Regions from separate parts of the Homo sapiens genome. Here region 2 is linked to region 1. A link is an interaction called in ENCODE POLR2A ChIA-PET data of the cell type or tissue named here. Cell type or tissue: OCI-LY7. All regions are shown on one strand. Region 1 overlaps ZZZ3 (zinc finger ZZ-type containing 3). Region 2 overlaps MIGA1 (mitoguardin 1).

Region 1 (2,500 bases):
ATTCATTATCATTAGTACTCCCTACAACCTTATACAGAGGGTTACTGTAACCCTCATTCTATAAATAAGCAAATCAAAGCAGAGGGGTTTCATATCTTGCTCGGTGTCACACAGGTGCTAAATGGAGGGTTTGGGATTTGAACCTAAGCACTCAAACTGTGGAGTTTTGGAGTTTGAGGTGCTATCTTCATATGTATCTTCAGTACTGTTTGTGTGCATGTATGTCCTTCCTTGTTTCAGTGCCATAGATTATATTCTAATGAATTTTTTTGGTATCACATTTTACAGTGACATTTGAATTTTCTTTCAAGTCTCATATTCATCAGAACAATCAGAAGTGGAAATAGCTGTGGTTTGAATACTTTGATCTTGTCTACCTAAATAACAGGCTTTCTAAAAGAAAATAATGTTTATTTGGGAATAGGGCTTTGCAGTGGGAATTCTGTTGTTACAGTAAACCATGTGCATATACAGGGAGGTAAAAGAAGACCAAAGTTTTTAAAGGAAAAATGAGGAGGATTTCATAATTATTTTGAGATAATTATTCTTGGCTACAAGGGTCAATAAAGTGCCTCCATTCTGAGGTTGGACCGGCAGTTGCTGGCAGATGTCCTCACAGAAGTTTTTTTTTTTTTAAAAAAAACAACCCCCACCACCCCCCCAAAAAAACAGTGTTACTGTGTTGCCCAGGCTAGATGTAAACTCCTGGGTTCAAGCAATCTTCCTGCTTCTTGGGTAGCTGGGATTATAGGTGTGTATGTACCATGCACCTGGCTTGTTTTTGTTTCACGTTTTGTATAAGGTTGTAGTTTTTGCAGAGTCTTTTGTGATAGTTTTTATCATGCATACCCGCATGACAGCCCTTCCTTCATAGCCTTCCCTGGCTGTTTGTCAGGGTGTTTTTTTTTTGTTTTGTTTTGTTTAAAAAAAAACAGAACAAACACTACTACTACTCCAGTTTGATTCTGATAACTTTCATATAAGTCTGTTCATCAAGGTGTTGTTATCCATCCAAACTCTTTGTTGCCTTAATAGATTTTGTTTTTGTGTGTAATTTCAGTAAGGCAGCTCTTACTGGTTAATGTTTCTGGTAAAAATTTGCATGCTAGGCCAGGTGCAGTGGCTCATCATGCCTGTAAACCCAGCACTTTGAGAGGCCGAGGTGGGCGGATCATCTGAGGTCAGGAGTTCGAGACCAGCCCAGTCAACATGGCGAAACCCCATCTCTACTAAAACAAAAAATTAGCCAGGCATGCTGGAGTGTGCCTGTAGTCCCAGCTACTCGGTGAGGCTGAGGCAGGAGAATCGCTTGAACCCAGGAGGCGGAAGTTGCAGTGAACCGAGATCATGCCATTGCACTCCAGCCTGGGTGACAGAGCGAGACTCTGCCCCCCCCCAAAAAAAAAAAAATTGCATGTTGTATGTTCAAGGACAGTACTGGTTTATTAAAGAGGACAACAATGCAATTCAGTATCTGGAGGCTCCCATGTACTAAAATTATGCTTTGGAGTTTAATTCAAGTAAAACATGGAGATTTGCTTGATAATAGACCTAAATGCTGGTGTTAATTTCAAGGGAGTAATATGGGGGGGGGGGGTCACAATATTTATTATATTAATAGGTTTTTTGGGGGAATTTGTTAGTCATATTAATTCTTTTTAAGTGCACAATTCAGTGCTTTTTAGTAAAATTACAGTGCCATGCAACTATTACCTCAATCCCGTTTTAGAACATTTCTGTCACACCAAAATGATCTCTTTTACCTGTTTTAAGTCATTCCCACCTTCAGCCTATTACAGTTTTCTTTTCTTTTTTTTTTAAATCAGCTGGTGCATTTTAGAAGTTCTTAGTAATAAAACCAACCTATAGACTTTAATCTATAAACCTTTTTAAACTTTTAAGAAACGGAGAGGCCGGGGCGCAGTGGCTCACGCCTGTAATAGTAGCTCTTTGGGAGGCTGAAGTGGGTGCATCGCCTGAGGTTGGGAGTTCAAGACCAGCCTGGCCAACATGGACAAACCCCCTCTCTACTAAAAATACAAACATTAGCCAGGTATGGTGGTGGGTGCCTGTAATTCCAGCTACTCTGGAGGCTGTGGCAGGAGAATCGCTTGAACCCAGAGGGGCGGAGGTTGCAGTGAGCTGAGATTGCGCCTGTTCACTCCAGCCTGGGCAACTGAGCGAGACGCCATCTCAAAAAAAAAAAAAAAAAAAACTGAGAAAGAAAGTTTAATGGTATTCTAGCTCTTAATTTCTGTTCATTTAACATCAGTTTAATTTGTTGATAGGATTAAAGTGATGTGAACAGTAGTGTTTAGGGCTAGGAAATGTTCTTTCATTCACTTAATGGACCATTCACAATCTATGTAATGTATGAAGAGGAAATGGGGAGAAGAGAAAGAGAAGATAAGAGAAACTTGATATCTATAGTTCCATGATGATACTGACAACCTCAGAGTTCTTGTCTGTGGTGGTTATTTGGATTCTGGAAAACTACTGT
Region 2 (2,500 bases), 150 kb before region 1:
GTTCTAGCCTTTTAGCAAACTTCAAATATGCAACACAGTATTATTAACTACTGTCACCATGCTATACATTAGATCTCCAGAATTTATTCATCTTGAATAACTGAAGCTTACAAAGTATCTTAATAATTATTTGTGACCTAAGGAAATTTGACAGTGTCATGCCTCAGGTCTCTGACTCTGACACTATCCATTTTAGCAATTTTTATTAATGATTTCAATGACAGCACTCATTACCAACTATACAAAACTAACCAAATTAGAGAATGATACAAAGTTGAGAAGAATAATTAATACGTTAGATGTCAAATCAAAATCTAAAACTATTTGGCCAGGCGCGGTGGCTCACAACTGTAATCCCAGCACTTTGGGGGGCGGAGGCGGGCGGATCACCTGAGGTGGGAGCTCAAGAGCAACCTGACCAACATGGAGAAACCCTGTCTCTACTAAAAATACAAAATTAGCCAGGCATGGTGGTGCATGCCTGTAATCCCAACTACTCAGGAGGCTGAGGCAAGAGAATCGCTTGAACCCAGGAGGCAGAGATTGCGGTGAGCTGAGATGAGATCGTACCATTGTTCTCCAGCCTGCGCAACAAGAGCGAAATTCCATCTCAAAAAAAAAAAAAAAAATCTAAAACTATTTAACAATTCAGAATGATGACTCAGAACTAACAATTTAGTAAGAATAATAAATACAGTACCTATACCCTTGGTCCAAAAGAACAACTGCACAGGAATAAATGAGGGAAGATGTGGCTTAATGGTAAGAAACTAACAATAACAAAGAACTTAGAAATTTTAGTTAACCATAAGTTCACCAAAAGCCAATGTAAACCTTAGACTCTATTATTATAATGTCCAGAATTTATTATCTTTTTTTTTTTTTTAAGACGGAGTCTCACTTTGTCGCCCAGTCTGGAGTGCAATGGCACAATCTTGGCTCCCTGCAACCTCCACCTCCCAGCTTCAGGTGATTCTCCTGCCTCAGCCTCCCAAGTAGCTGGGATTACAGGCATCCGCCACCACACCCAGCTAATTTTTGTATTTTTAGTAGAGACGAGGTTTCACCAGGTTGGCCAGGCTGGTCTTGAACTCCTGACCTCAGGTGAGCCACCTGCCTCAGCCTCCCAAAGTGCTGGGATTACAGGCATGAGCCACCATGCCTGGCCTAATGTCCAGAATTTATAGTTCAACATGGTAGGCAAATTACCTTCTAGTTCAAGAAGGTACTTCTCTTTCCTCCCAAAGGCCCATTGAGAAGGACAGAAGAAATTTTTTTTAATGGAGTAAAGTATAGCATCACTGGAAAACATGAATAGGATATCAGTGGACCAGAAATTTTAAAGAACGTCTTGAAATTGGCAAATACAGGATCAGAAAGGTAGAATAAGAACAACAACAACAACAAAAACGACAGCCTAAGATTCTAGAGGTAAAATGATGGTCTTCCTGAGTGTCCTAGAGAAGTTCCAAATTCCGAGCCAATACACATTGTTACCCTGTTCCTAGAACTTTCATTTAATCCTCAGTTTATAAAATTGGTACTCTATATGTTAATTTTTCAGAAGAGGAAGCCAAGGCTTAGACAGGTTTTATAATCACACAGATAAATGGAAATGTCAGGAGTTGAACCCAGTTAGTCTGCATCCACAGTCTGTACTTTTAGTTATTATACAGATGTAGGATAATCCGTCAGAGTAACTCATTAGCACTACACTAAGTTCAGGGTCACAGTCAGGCCCTCTGTCTCACATAGCTTGCCTCTTTTGTTCTTGGATTAAACCTTGACAATTTCTTTCTACAAAATGTGTGAAATCTGCCTAGAAAGCCTGAGAAAGGAAGAAAGACACATGAGCTAACTACAGATCACCACATGAGTATAGAGGAAGAAAAATTAAAAAAAAAAAAAAAAAAGATCTACACAAAAGCATACCACCACCAGAAATAAAAGTCTCCTTACTCTGTCAGCTGTGGAATTTCCAGGCTGCCTGCTCTAAGCTGACCTTTCCTACAGGGAATTTTGGGTATAGGCATACTTTGTCCACAAAAAGTTCACAGTTAATCCTCCCATTCAAGGAAGACGTCTGTCCTATAAGTGGTAAGTCAATACAGCATGGTGATTAAGAGAATGGACTGTGTGACTGGGCACAGTGGCTCATACCTGTAATCCAGGCAGTATGGAAGGCCGAGTTGGGTGGATCATTTGAGCCAAGGAGTTTGAGACCAGCCTGGGTAACACGGCAAAACCTCACCTCTACCCAAAATAAAAATTAGCCAGGTATGGTGGCAAGTGCCTGTAGTCCCAGCTACTTGGGAGGCTAAGGTGAGAGGATCGCTTGAGCCCAGGAGGCAGAGGTTGTACTGCGTCAAGATCGAGCCACTGCACTCCAGCCTGGGCAACACAGCCAGACCCTCTCTCTCAAAAAAATAAAGAATAGGCCAGGCGCAGTGGTTCACCCCTGTAATCCCAGCACTTTGGGAGGCCAAGGTGGGTGGATCAC

Evidence for each region. ChIA-PET counts read pairs that join two places held together with the same protein. Peaks named below come from ENCODE experiments on the same cell type or tissue, not always from the same donor. Only the 100,000 strongest peaks of a DNase experiment are listed, where the experiment ranks them.
Region 2: POLR2A ChIA-PET joins it to region 1 with 13 read pairs; 2 of 35 experiments call an interaction of 5 or more read pairs at or near these places.

What each region holds. Positions count from the first base shown.
Region 1 is chr1:77,669,170-77,671,669 of GRCh38, reverse strand. All of the region lies in intron 1 of ZZZ3 (zinc finger ZZ-type containing 3), which reads left to right. Among named protein-coding and RNA genes, the nearest start is that of ZZZ3, 12 kb to the left of the region's middle. In OCI-LY7, no CTCF peak of the experiment used is centred here; a DNase peak (open chromatin) is centred at 1,109; H3K4me3 peaks cover 558 bases; H3K27ac peaks cover 1,147 bases.
Region 2 is chr1:77,819,520-77,822,019 of GRCh38, reverse strand. The region is part of intron 7 of MIGA1 (mitoguardin 1); the gene reads right to left. Among named protein-coding and RNA genes, the nearest start is that of MIGA1, 41 kb to the right of the region's middle. In OCI-LY7, no CTCF peak of the experiment used is centred here; no DNase peak of the experiment used is centred here.